2 separate regions of the Mus musculus genome follow, and region 2 is linked to region 1. A link is a contact called in ENCODE POLR2A ChIA-PET data. All regions are on one chromosome and are shown on one strand. The core of a region is the stretch at or near the end of the contact, and the rest is flanking DNA. Distances in the headings are between cores, read along the strand shown. Region 1 holds the start of Rela (v-rel reticuloendotheliosis viral oncogene homolog A (avian)). Region 2 holds the start of Ltbp3 (latent transforming growth factor beta binding protein 3).

Region 1 (6,913 bases), core at 1,734-4,233:
AAGCCAGAGCTCTTCTCCCAGGCCTCACCCACCCGGTCCCCATTCAGTTCCCAAGCCCGCCCTCATCCCTACTGCAGCCGGCCACTTACGGTTATCAAAAATCGGATGTGAGAGGACAGGGGTCAGGAGGAGGGGCCTGCCTGCTGGGTCCCGCACTGTCACCTGGAAGCAGAGGCGCACTGCATTCAAGTCATAGTCCCCGCGCTGCTCCTCTATAGGAACTGTCAAAAACAAAAAAACAACAAAAACAAAAAACAAAACACTGTGGTGGAAGGCATTGGGGGTGGGGGAGGGGGGACGGGCCAGGGAGCTCTGAGGAAAGAGGAAGGTGATTTGAGGAGATGTAAAACAGAAGTCTAAGGGGAGGAAGACCCTAGATCCATCACGGCTCTCCAGGAGCCCTCTCTAGGCCTGACTCTCAACGGCAGAGTGTGAGTGTGTGCCAAGCTGGCAGCAAGGTTCCACTCCTGCTGCTGGGTTGGCCATGGAGGGAGATGAGCGGCAGAGGCCCAGGGAAGGTGACAGAGATACTTGCACCACACGAAGATCAATGTCTTTGCCCCTTGCTCCTACCGTGAAAGGGGTTATTGTTGGTCTGGATTCGCTGGCTAATGGCTTGCTCCAGGTCTCGCTTCTTCACACACTGGATCCCCAGGTTCTGGAAGCTGAGGCCTCAGGTATTAGTTTTGTGTCTCCAGCAGAGCCCCTTCTTGCCTCCCAACTCCACAGCTCTCAGGTATGTCTAGGCTTCCCACTCCTTACCCACTGGCAAGTCTCTGAGGGAGCTGGCCCTCGCAGGCCTCCAAGCCAGTGCCCCACCTCAGCCACAGGGGCTTCCTTTCCCAGACCTAAGCACACGAAATGGAACGTACTCCCCTTCCAAGGGCATCGTACTGCTTGCTTGCTTGCTTGCTTTTTTTTGTACTTCTTTCTCGTGCACGGAATGTTCTTTTGGGTCTGTCTGCTTTTTCTCACCATTTAAGAGTTAGCACAGAGGCCTTCTGTAACCCTCCAACCCAAAGTCGTGAGACCTGTGCAGCAGGACACGGTGCTACATGCCTATTCCCCTGGAGTTGAGAAGAGGAGGCAGGGGAACCCTAACGAGTTCAAGGCCAGCTTGAGCTTCCTGAGACCAGACTCCTCCTCCTAATTTATAACTGTGTTTTCTTTCCATCATGGAAGTTATAATTCTCTACCAGTATCTCGTCTATCTGTCTGTACAATTATCGCCTGGTTTTACCAACTGGTATTTAAGCTCTAGGAGGGTCCATTTGGATATCTTTCTGATCCAAGAGGCTAAGAGGCTGGCCTGTCCAGCCATAGGGTTTGTGGCTCTAAGAAGATAAGGAGTTCCCAACTGTTAGAGAATTCAAGACAAAGGAGGTCTGTTTGCAAACTGGAGACAGAGTTAAGAACTCTGGATTCTGCCTGTGTTTAGAAAAGAGCAACACTGTAAGAGCTGCCTGGCCGGCCTGCTCCTACCCTGCCCTCACACCACCCCCAGCCCATAGGGAACTCACCTATGGATACTGCGGTCTGGGCAGAGGTCAGCCTCATAGTAGCCATCCCGGCAGTCCTTCCCCACAAGTTCATGTGGATGAGGCCGGTGAGGTGGATCCTTGGTGACCAGGGAGATTCGAACTGTTCCTGGTCCTGTGTAGCCATTGATCTGTCCAAAGTACAGAGTACTCTAGTGGCCAGCAATCCCTAATCTGGCTCTTAGACACAGGGCACGGTGACCAGGAGGCAAGTCTGCTGGGGCTGCACAGTGCGTTCCACCACATCTGTGTCCCAGCGACACCCCTGGGGGCTCTTGCTTACCTTGATGGTGGGGTGTGTCTTGGTGGTATCTGTGCTTCTCTCGCCAGGAATACTGCCCGCTGAGCGCCCCTCGCATTTATAGCGGAATCGCATGCCCCGTTGCTTCGGCTGTTCGATGATCTCCACATAAGGCCCAGAAGCCTGGGCTGGCTCTGTGGGTGACACAGTCAGCCATCAGGTGCTATCCCCACGGCCCCGACTCCAGGACAGCCCCTGACTACTGAGGATGGATGGTCCAACTTACCTGAGGGAAAGATGAGGGGAAACAGATCTGAAAGGGAAAGACAAGGCACATTGTCAATAAACTCCAGTGCCCACCCTCACCTGCGAAGGCCTGACAGAGCCAAGCTCCCTCCCTTCCAAGAAAACTGAGCCAAGACCCTGAAACCTGCCCTGACAGAGGCCGGGGAACTAGAGAAAGGGGACACAGAGGCATTCCTTTGCCAGGGGAAACTGAGTCAGTGCCTGTTTTACGTTCATAAGTGACACTGAGGAGGGGGTAATACCCTCCTCTCCTCTTCTGGGGAAACTGAGTCAGATACTTTCTTCCTTACACGGAAAGGAAGCCAGAACTAATCGCATCGACACGGGGGTGGGGGGAGCCGGAGGAAACGGAGTCAAGATTCACCCGTACCCCCACCCAGGAGGGACACTGAGTCAAGGCGCCCTCCACTGAGAGGGGTAACTGAGTCAGACCCCCTCGCAGCCCGCCCCGCCCCGTGCCACCATCCGGCCTGCCGCTCCCTGCGCAGCAACCCGCGGCGCAGAAAGGGGCGGAAGACGGCGCGGGGAGGGGGGAGATTCCGCCGCAGGCCCCGGAGCTCTAGGGCAGCCATCCCCCGAGCCAGAGGGCAGCCTCACCGTCCATGGTCAGGGTCCCGGGGGCGGGGCCGGGGTCGCAGCTGAGCCCACGGCGCGCTAAAGTAAAGCCATTCGCCAGAGGCGGAAATGCGCGGCGCGCGCCCGTCGTCGCGTCACTGCCCGGAATCCGGCCGCGCCTGCGCGCTGAGCCGCCGCCACCGCCACCGCCGCGCGTGGGGGGCCGAGAGCAGGTGCGCGACTCACGCTGGGCGCGGAAGGTGTGCGGCGGGCGCGCGGGCGGGGACACCGCAGCGCGGCGGGAGGACGCCGAGGCTGTTTGTCCCGAGGCCGGCCCGACTACAAGCTCCGCAGCGCGGCTCGCTCGGGGTCCCGGTCCCGTTCCCGGCCCCGCCTGGAGGGCGGGCCCGCGATTACTCACTCTGTTTTTAGGGGATTTCGGGTCCCGTTCCCCGCCCCGCTCTGATCTCAGGAGTTTGGTGATGTCACCCTGGCCGGGACTGGAGCCGAGCCAGGGCTGGTGGCAGGCTGCGGCCATTCGCCCTGCGCAGGGAGAGGCCCAGGCCTGCTGCTCCCGCGGAGGCCAGTGACTGAATTCCACACGTTTTCCTAAGCGTGCAGGGGCCTTCTGGGGACCCGCGTGCTACGGGCCACATGCTCCCCAACCTAGATCCGGCTGCGCGCAGGAGTGCTTCGCGGAGCGAGCGTGCTGCATCCGACAGGCCTTAGGGTAGAGGGGCAGACCGAGGACTAGGCAGACACCTGTACCTCTAAGAGTCCCTGAGAGCCATGAGTGCTGGAAGAGCCCCAGGGCTTCGTCTGCACACATAGGTGCTGTCTGCTAAGGTTTAGATCTTTAGGGATCTCCGGAACCAGCTAGGGTCACACCGTGAACATCTCCTTCAAGGCCTCCCAGGAGTCCAGGCTCCAATGAGGAAAGCGTTTGTAGGGAGCAAAAATTGCCATCTAAGCCAAGGGCAGGTGTGCAGATTGAGTGTGGGGACTCTGGCCGGAGGACGCAACACATCAGGCTGCCTCCACTATGCCAGAAGGAGGAGGCGCCTCCCGGGCCACAGGAGGTTTCAGCACTCAGAGAAAGACTTATTTTCTCTAAATTAGGAAATCATGTGGGAATTGGAAAAGATTGGAAATTCTGAATTGCTTTCCCAGGCTCTGAAAAAAACAGGAAGACAAAAGTGAAAATAGTTACGCCCCTCCCACTCATTTCAGTTTCTCACTTGGCGCAGATTAGAAAAAGCAGTTTAATATTTTGCGAGGGCGGATGTCAAGGCGACAGAATGAATATAATCTCCAATTAATGGCACACAGCCATCATTGGTCCTCACATGAACCACTTGTAAAAACACATATAGTTACAATTTAAGTTAATATGAATACCAGCGTCCTTACTAAAAAGTAAAGGCTAGAAATGAGAACTCAGTAGTTTTTGCATAACGTTGCAGGAAGCTGGGATTTGATCTCTGACTCCAGGATGCTCCAGTAATCCCAGCGCTCATGGGGTCAGACGTTCAACGTCATCCTCCTCTACATAGTTTGAACCCATCCAGAACTACAGAAGATGCTCTTTAAAAAAGGATGGTTGCAGGCTGGAGAGATGGCCCATCAGTTAAGAGTCGATAATGCCCTTGCAGAAGACCAGAGTCCAGTTATCAGCAACTGTAACTGCAGCTTCCGGAGACCTCACACTGTTCTGGGCTCTTGAGAGCAACTGCATTCACATGTGCACATATATACAAAAATAAAAATAATAAAATAAAATAAAAGATAAATGTGAGTTGTGTTTGGTAGTGCAGGCCTTTAGCCCCAGCACTCTGGAGGCAGACTCAGCAGGTCTCCTAGTTCGAGGCCAGTACAGTCTATACATAGTGAGTTGCTAGACAACCAGGACTGTATAGACACTTTCTCAACACAAATGAAAAAAATGGAGCTTTGTTTACAAAGAGAGCTCTGGACCAGCAGGGGCTAGCCGGTGTGATTTTGTCTCAGAGGGGGAGATGGGTAGGAGTGTATCAGAGTTACAGCACTTGCCTAGCATACTGAAGACTGGTATTTATCTCCAGCACTCCAGAAGAAAGGTCAAGAAAACGAAGGGGATGCAGGGGACACTGACGCCACTCATCCCCACAGGTGTGCTCCTCACCGTCCATTCCTTTTTACCCTGAGTTCAGGCTCTTCCCATCCAGATTTCTGCCCTCTGTGTGGGAGCCTGCCACCGTCACGTGGTCAGAGGACAACTTGCCAGACTCATTTCTTTCTTTTCACTAAGTAGGTCCTGGGAGCAGATCAAGGTCATCGGGCTTGACGATGACGACGACGACGACGACGACGACGGGCGCCTTTTTATGTTTTTGTTTGTTTTTCAAGACCGGGTTTCTCTATATATCCTTAGTTGTCCTAGAACTCAATATGTAGACCAGGCTAGCCTAAAACACAGATCTGTAGCTGGTCTTTGTTATTTTGTAGGTTCTTCTTTTTCCCATCCTTTATTCCCTTTGTTTCACACCCTATCAAGCAAGAGAGAGAGAGAGAGAGATCCCTGAATCTAATTTCTTTCCTTGTTTTTCTTTGACCACAGCTACCCACAACCCGAAACCAACATCCTAAACAACCACCAATCACCAGCCTCGACTCTCCTAGCATTTATATACTTTCCAAAAAGTTCTCAGAGTTCCAAATGTCACACAATCACAGAAGCTATCTAGAGCTGGCAGAACCATGCACCTGCTAGAGCACAGGGCAAATAAATCATAGTCAGCTGCGGTGGACAGTCTGCAGCAGCCCGTAGCCCACACCTGGTGGACAGTCTGCAGCAGCCCGTAGCCCACACCTGGCATTAAAATGAAAGACTTTTTTTTTTTAAAGATTTATTTATTTGGCCAGGTATTGTGGTGCACGCCTTTAATCCCAGCACTCGGGATGCAAAGGCAGGCAGATTTCTGAGTTCGAGGCCAGCCTGGTCTACAGCGCGAGTTCCAGGACAGCCAGGGATATACAGAGAAACCCTGTCTCAGAAAACCAAAAAAAAAAAAAGGTTTATTTATTTTATACATGTAAGTGCACTGTAGTTGTCTTCAGGCACACCAGAAGAGGGCATCCGAACCTATTACAGATGGTTGTGAGCCTTCATGTGGTTGCTGGAAATTGAATTCAGGACCTCTGGCTCTTAACTGCTGAGCCATCTCTCCAGCCCCGTGAAAGGCATTCTTAACTAAAATTCCAAAATTCTCAAAAATGTAACTACATTTCCCCTTTTCTGTTTTAAGCCATTAAATTGTTGTGTGTGTACCAGGAAATTATAAACATACATTTTCGATGAAATAATCACTTTCAGGTCAGTGGCCAAGGTTTGCAGGAGACCTCTCCTAATCTTTATCAGTTTTGATGATATCCACAGCTTTTTACCAATCCTGTAGAGAGATAAACCCAAATCTCCAACACAAAACTTGCTGGTTTCCATCCTGATATTAACACATCCTTGTAGTGTATAGATTGATTTAATTCCACAGTTTTTTTTATACCCCAGTATCTCTTGGCTGCTCAAGTGCCTGCAATTTTTTCTTTAGTTAAGGGCCATTGTTCTACTTAGACAGGCTTACCAGTAAGTCATTTTAAGGGAAGGGCCTTTGGTCCTTCAGCAGTGGTTCCCCCTTTTAAATTTGGAGACTCAATCTCTGCTATACTCTGTGTTTGGACAACTGGCACAGTCTGGGGTTTGTTTTTTTTTTTTTTTTTTTTGATGACATATATCAATACTTTTCTCAGGAGCACCTACCATTTTACCCCTTATTTCATCATAGGCTGTCTCTAGGATTACAGGAATATTAATCTGAGTACCCCACAGTTGTAAAAGATCCCATCCCCATACATTTACAAGCATGTCAGCCACATAAGGCCTTAACATCCCCCTTTGACCTTCTGGTTCCACACATTTGACCCACCACACACTTTGTTTTATCTGAGATAATTTTCCAAGTCCTAGAAACTGAGTATAAACCTTTGAAAGTGGCTATTCTGAATTCTAAGACCTTTGTGAAATGATAGTTACATCAACTCCTGTATTCACCAGACCTTCTATTTCAACACCATTTGCCTGCAGTTTTAATCTTGGCCTCTGATCATTACCAACTGTTTGCTGGAGCACATCTTTCCTGTTCTTCCAACCCCTCCTTCTCTCTACTGGAGCGGCTTTACCTCTGATGTAGGGGAACAGCGGCAGCTGAGCGAGCCTGTCACCTGTGCTTGCATCTCTCTT
Region 2 (6,913 bases), core at 3,038-5,537, 100 kb before region 1:
TCTGGGCCTCATCTCCGGTGGTAATGTTCCCACGAGTGAGCACTGTCTATACAGACTCTTACTCCAGTGTGGAACAGAGTGTGCAGAAGTGACAACCAAAGCTCTCCCCTTAGCTCAGGTCTCAAGTTTCTCCCCTAGCTCATCCTCATCTCCTCCCTCCATCTTGCTACCTACCTCAGCTCATATAGCTGCCAGCGACATGCCATGTCTAACCTCACCAGGACCTGGTCCAGGATACTGACAGACCTCTGTCTCCCTGGGAGTACCCCTGGGAATTCTTGTCTGTTCAGCCACATGTAACAGACTCTAGCGTCCCAATTGCAGCCTCTACAGTGTCCCCTAAGCCTATCTCTGGTCCTCCTCAGGGTCTTTGCCCACCTGTCCACAATCCCAGCATAATTAAATAAAGGAGCAGTGGGGAGTAGGGGATTTCCAGATCTAAACCATGTCTATTCTCAAGACATGGGTACAGGAGGGGGACAAGGAAAGAGTCGGGGGCAGGTTCAGCGACTCCGGATTGGCTGGGCTGTGGGTGCTGGGGAGATTTTCTGACTTTTCCCCAGCCACCAATCTTACAAACACCTGGATGACTGTGGGCATCAGCAGGCGGCTCCCTGTGCCCCAGGCCTTGCTTCACAGGCCTGTGTGTCTGTCCTGGAGCTCACTGTGTGTGTGTCTCAGGCAAAGTTCTAGCAGAGAAGACCCCTTCCCCCTTCACTCATCTTACTTTTCTACTCCCTGTCTTACGTTTGAGGCCATGTTCCAGAACCTTCTTTGACTCCAACTCCCTCTGTTCAGCCCCTGTACACCCCTGCCTAGGACCTACCTATCCACCCTTTACCAGTGTGCCAGTGTTCTCATGGTTATAGCCTATCTGTCCCTATATTCCTGACTCCTTGCCAGTTGCTTCATGTCCTGATCTGATTCTGGGCCGTGTCTCTCCCAGAAAGGAAAGGTTTTCCCATTCTCTACCCTCTGCCTAGCCTGGCTGGCACTTTCCCGAGTTGTAGTCATATTTGCCTTTACCACTATGAAAGGCATTTTGGAGGGCAAAGCCTGGTGGTCCTCAGCACTGTGTTCCAAAGGAGGTCCCTGAGTCCCAACCGCAGCTCCTCTCCTGCCTGCCTGCCTGCTCTAAGGCCACTCCTCGGCATTCTGGGGAGGAAAGGTGGCTGTGTTGTTTTCCTGAACACTCACAGGGCAGCCCTAACTCATTCCTGATCATCAGGGTGGGCTAAGAGCATCCCATACTAGCCTATCCCATCCTGTCTAGTCTCTGGAGACCAGGCCTCAAGGGCAACAGAGGTGTGTCCTGGGCCAGAGGGGGCAGAATCCTCTTCTTCCTGCTTTCCAGTGAGTCACCCATGGTGGTGAGAGTGTGACCTCTCAGTGACATCCTCCCACTGTGGCCCGGGCACTGAGCCTGGGGGATGTGGGCAGCATAGACAGAGACGGCAGCCTGCACAGGATGGCCCTGCAGGGGGCCCGAGAGGCTGGGCATGCATACGCTCACATGCACAGTCATCCTGTCCTACACAGACTCCTTCTGACACAAATACTACGGGCTCATTGTGTAAACACTCCCAGACAGTGACTGTAGACACACAGAACACGAAGTGATCACATCGTGCCATGCCAAAGCCTGTGCGTGTGTATACACATGTGTGCATACACATACACACACACACACACACACACACACACACACACACAGAGTCCTCATGAGAACTGGGAAGCACACAGTGGGACTCCTTGAGTCCGAAGCTGTGAGTGAACATAAGAATGTGTGAGAGGGGCTGTTTTCCTGGTACCATCCTGGGCACGGCCTAATTACCCTGTCCAGGAGGGTAATTACCACTGGGACACCTCCCCCCAGCCTAGCCCACAGGGCCCCAGGGGAGGAGTCTTGAGCACCAGGCCTTCTCTTTAGAGAGAGGCTAAAGGAAGAGGTGGGCTCTAGGTTGACCAGGAGGCCCTCAGACTTGGAGTGGAGGCAGCTCTGAGGGTCTTTCAGATGAGTTATATAGGAACGGATGAGTTATATAGGAACGGATGAGTTATATAGGTAACAGACTAGCTGTTTGAGGACCCCAAATGACACCTCTCTCTCCCCCCATCAGGTCAGTGCCATTATTTAGTACCCTACTTCTTAGGCCTCAAAGCCTTTTCCCCTCAGATTTTGCCAAGAGCTAAGTCCCTCATTCCAGTCCTGATCCTAGCTCCGCCTTCCTGAGAACACAGGTGTCTCCTTCCACCAGGCCAAACTTGAGACAGTTGAAAGATTTCTGTTTGGGGGGTGAAATATTTACCCCCTTCTGCGTGAATTCCTACCCTTGCTCTCATCTCTCCAACCCCTTGTACGCTCCCTCTTCAAACTGAGCACCTCCCAGGAGTTCTGTGTCATCCGAGACCCGAGCTTAAGCCTCAACCCTTATCCAATACTTAAAAGCCCAGCACCTCACTCTGTCTTCCATGGACCGCAGCCTCTCAGAGCCCTGGCCCCAGATCCGCGATCGATGTATCCCAGCTCCCCATCTCTTATCCCCAATGCTCCACTCTGTTTCCTGCCTGGTGCTGTTGCCTGCCCTTCCTTATGTCCCCAGCCAGAGCCCCCTGGCCCTCACCCACGCGGAAGCCAGAACCGGTGAGCGTGTCGGTGCTGTGGCCGTTCTCTCCGATGAGCGTCATGTTGGAGCCCTGCTGACAGCTGTCCCGACACTGGCCCTTCAGACAGGTCCGCTTGCAGATCACTGGCGCAAAGACCACCTTGAAGCGTTCGCGGGCCAGCGCCCCGCCCCCGCCTGTGCCCCGCTCGCCGGCCGGCCCACCCTCGGCCCCGCCGCCGGGGCCCAGCAGCGCCAGCAGGAGTAGTGCCAGCAGCCCCAATGCCCCGGCCTGGCGCATCGCAGGGGCCAGGCCGTGGGCAGCCCCTCGGGGCCCGGGCATCCGGGGCCGCACGACCCTCGGAGATTGGAGGTCGAGCCCGAGCAGGGGATCGAGTGTTGGTAGCAGAGGGCAGAGCGGGGCGAGAAGCCAAGGGTAGGGAGGGGACAGCAGGAGCGGCCGGGATCCCCGTTGCGAGGGAGAGCGATGGAAGCTGCACTGAGGGTAGAGCGAAGAAACTTCCCTGGCCGGGAGAAACCCAGCCAGGCCCCGAACTGAGGCCGCAGCGAGGAGGCCGGAGCAAGTGGAGGCGGAGAGGAGGAGCGAGGGGAGAGGAAGGCCGGGCGGCCAGCCCGCTCCGCGCCTCCCCCTGGCCGGGCTCCTCTCCCGCGGCCGCCGGGAAGCAGGGAGCGCGCGGGGAGGACGCAGGGAGAAGTGAGCAGTTGTTTTCCCTGGCTGGAGCGCGCCGGCGGCGAGGGGGGCTGGGACGCTGGCCCGGGGCCAGGGAGACAATTTTTTTTTCTCCTCTCTCTTTTTCCTTCTGGTTCAAGCGTCTTTCGCTGCTGCCCGGAGAAGCGACGATGTGCGGCAGGGAGGGCGCCGGTTGGAGTGGGGGCAGCCCCCTAGGTGCCCGCCCCGCGCAGGAACCGACCTGGGTTCTTTCCAGAAGAATCCTCACCTGGGGACTCCGCCAGATTCCTCCGGGCGGGGTGCAGAGGCCTGTGCACACCTCCCCCGCCCAACTACTTTTCCACCTGGTCAAAATGGGGAAACCGAGGCAGATGGTCCTTGCTTGGAGGATCAGAGGTCTGTTAACTTTTGCCCATTGGCCTTTGTACATGTAGGGGTTCTCGAAGCCCTGAAGTCATGGGTCCTTATTCCTGGTCCTGTCTTCTCTCGAAGGAAAGGATTTAAGCAGGAGAGAGCACCTTCTGGCCAGGGTTTACTGGCCGGGGAGAACCCTGTGGCCTCAAGAAGAAGAGCAGAAAGAACAAAGCTAGAAACCTGGCTTCCCTGCCAATGTTCCCCCCCCCCCCCCCGCTCCTTAGAGGGCTTCCTGGTGCCCACCCTGCCACCTCCCCCCTTCCCCTCGTCTGGCCTGGCTGGCGGCGCTGGCTCTGGGCCTCAGACACTCTGGAATCGCCAAGGTCTGAGCTCAGGGCCTGGCCCCCTTCCCAGGCTAACAGCCGGAGAAGGGAGTGCTACTTGAGTGCTCAGGGGGCTGGGGAGAAGCCCAGCAGGGCCCTGGGGCAGGGGTTGACAGGGGGGTGGGGAAGGGTCTTGAATTTGCTCAAGGCTGTAGAAGAGCTAGACTTACTCACTGGTCTGAAAGGGGAGGCTGTGGTGTCCCGGATCTGGACAATACTGTGAGAACGTGCTAGGAAGCCCCAGGATCCAGTGTCTGACTCAAAAGAACTTAGTAGGGCTAAGGGTGACCAGGGTCAGAACCATGCCAAGTCTGGTTCATGCCAGGCCCTCTCCAGGGGAATCAGGGGGTGGTAATCTGATGGGAAGAGGGGGTTGGGCTCGGCTTTAGGCACACCTTTCCAAAGAGCTAATGGTGGTTTTTTTTGTTTTTTGGTTTTTTTTTTTTTTTTACTTTAAGGCTGAGTTTATTTGGGTAGCTTCGGAGGGACTGAGGGAGGCCATTTGATGAGTTCTGCTTGAATTGCTCAGTAGCTCAGGCGCTGCTCAGTACAGCCTACTGCTGCAATGCTGGCAGGGGGTGACCTCTGTGTCCCAAGAGGATTCCTTGCTGCTAGAATCTAGGAGGACTTGGGAGGGGGGACCCCTCCCCCTGCTCTAGTAACACTGTTGCAACAGTAACACTGAATACTTTCCACCTGGCAGGAGTGGTGCTGAGCGCTCTTACATTCATTTTTTCCTTTGAACTGGTGTAAACCTGACCCTCCCCTGTGCAGAGTAGGCAGAGGCTCACCTTGGAACAAGGCGCTGTCAAACAGTCCAGGCTTGGAATCTCGTGCTCTCCAAGCCTTGGAATTCTTGCCCATGGAATGAGATCTAGTCACCCAACTGTGAAACAAAAGGAGTGGTGGGCTGTGGGGGTCTGGGACAGCTTCCTTCAAACACGCTTTTCCATAGTGAAGGGAAGTAATGAGGGGAGCCTTGGGGCATGCTGGGAAGCCGAGAAAGGTGAAAAGGACTGCAATGAGTCTTGCAGAGTCAAGAGTGAGAAAACAAACAAACAAACAAACTTCCAAACCAAAAAAAAAAAAAAAACCGCTGTCCTTTCCAAGTCAGAGGAAAAGCCAGGCGAGCAACACGGTGGGAAGGGCAGAGGGCAGTGCAGCTGTGGTCTGAGTGGGTATGTAAGTCACTGTGAGGAATTTGGATCAGCGGGCACTGTATCAGGGCCGATGAGGATCTGCCCACCGCACACCTCTTGGAAGGATGTGGCTGTTTGATTTGGGACTGTGGAAAGTCGCGCCATTGTGAAGTAAATGATACAGAGAAGCAGGTGATGTGGTCTCAGGGTTTGGCTTCATCCCCTGGCAGGTGAGAGAAAAAGACAGGAGAGGGACACTATGGAGGTCCCTTTCAAGTCTTCTGAGCAGAGACACCTGAGCCCATGACAGACTGGAACATAGGCTCATTCCTGAGCACACAGGGAATGTTACTCTGTGGGAAAGGTGACTCAGTAGTTCACGAGAAGGGCCCACAGAAACAGGCAAGCTGCCATTCTTGTGCACCAGGGAGGAGAGATAGTTATCCCAGAGACCCAGTAGGGGCGTCAGAGTGACATGAAAGGAACTTGATGTGGAAAAGCCAAAAGGAACATTCTAGAAGGAGTATATGACCAGCAGCATGTGTTGCTGTGAGTGGGAGTGGAGACAACCCTTGTCTTGGGCTGCTGCAGGGACTCAGGGTCAGGAAGGAGCAATGAGTCCAGCTTAGATCGTCTGGCAGTGACTGTCCACAGATGTGATCTTTGGTAGACTCCTTAGGCTCTCAGGGCCTCAGCAAGGAGTGGCTGGTACCCTTCAGGCTGGTGAGTTAAGCAGGGTGGAGAGACTGTCTAGGAAAGACACCCCCTCCTGCTGTACTCACAGACTAATATCGGAGGGAAGACCTTACTCATCACCATTGAGGAGACTATGAGAAAAGCCTTTATATGCCCAGGCTAACTGAAGAGAACCCTGGACCTGAAGCTGCAGGGCGGGGGGGGGGGGGGGGGCGGGGGACGGACCTCAGACAACTGTGGGCCCTCAACAGACCCCTGAGTCCCTCCTTGCAGTTTGTCAGAAAGGAGCCCAAGCAATAGATGCTATCTCTAATCTCCTCTTGTTTCCAATTTTGCTGGTCCTGGCAGTGCAGTAGTATGACCACCTAATATACTGCAGGGAAGTGGAGCAGATCTGCAGGGTAAACTGAGGCAGCTGAGCACACTCGGCCACCATGCTCTACTGCCTTTTCCAGCCTTCTTGACAGCCATCCATAGCCGCCATCTTTGTAGAAGACAATTCTGTAAGGCCAAGGAGACCATGGCCATTCCAGACCATTAAGGCAGGTCTTCCCCAGCTGTCGTCCCTCCCCTGGTGTGTGCTGTCAGAGCTGTCTTTTATTTATTTTGTGTGTATATGTCTGTGTAGTTCTGTATATGGGAGGGGGACTTGTGCACATGTGGGGGGTTTGTGTGTATTCACTTGCTAGTGGAGACCAGAGATCAACTTCAGATTTTTATTTTTGTTTAGAAATACTTCTTTTGCTGGGCGTGGTGGTGCACCCTTTTAATCCCAGCACTCGGGAGGCAGAGGCAGGCAGATTTCTGAGTTGGAGGCCAGCCTGGTCTACAGAGTGAGTTCCAGGACAGCAAGGGCTATTCAGAGAAACCCTGTCTCGAAAAAACCAAAGGGGGAAAAAGAAAGAAAGAAAGAAAGAAAGAAAGAAAGAAAGAAAGAAAGAAAGAAAGAAAGAAAGAAAGAAAGACAGACTTCTTTCAGGGACCGGAGACATGGCTCAGAAGTTAAGAGACCCTGGTTCAATTCCCAGCACCCACATCGCAGCTCAC

What was found. ChIA-PET counts read pairs that join two places held with the same protein, here RNA polymerase II (POLR2A).
Region 2: POLR2A ChIA-PET joins it to region 1 with 15 read pairs in Patski. The contact joins the promoter of Ltbp3 here to the promoter of Rela in region 1. POLR2A ChIA-PET finds 5 or more read pairs at or near these places in 2 of 5 experiments (Patski and embryonic stem cell).

The regions. Positions count from the first base shown.
Region 1 is chr19:5,633,611-5,640,523 of GRCm38, reverse strand. It overlaps Rela (v-rel reticuloendotheliosis viral oncogene homolog A (avian)), which reads right to left and starts at 2,983. Exons shown (of 11, transcript NM_009045.5): 1 at 2,683-2,983; 2 at 2,066-2,092; 3 at 1,822-1,973; 4 at 1,521-1,669; 5 at 574-665; 6 at 90-221. The coding sequence starts at 2,689.
Region 2 is chr19:5,738,274-5,745,186 of GRCm38, reverse strand. It overlaps Ltbp3 (latent transforming growth factor beta binding protein 3), which reads right to left and starts at 4,287. Exons shown (of 28, transcript NM_008520.3): 1 at 4,202-4,287; 2 at 2,625-3,852. The coding sequence starts at 2,946.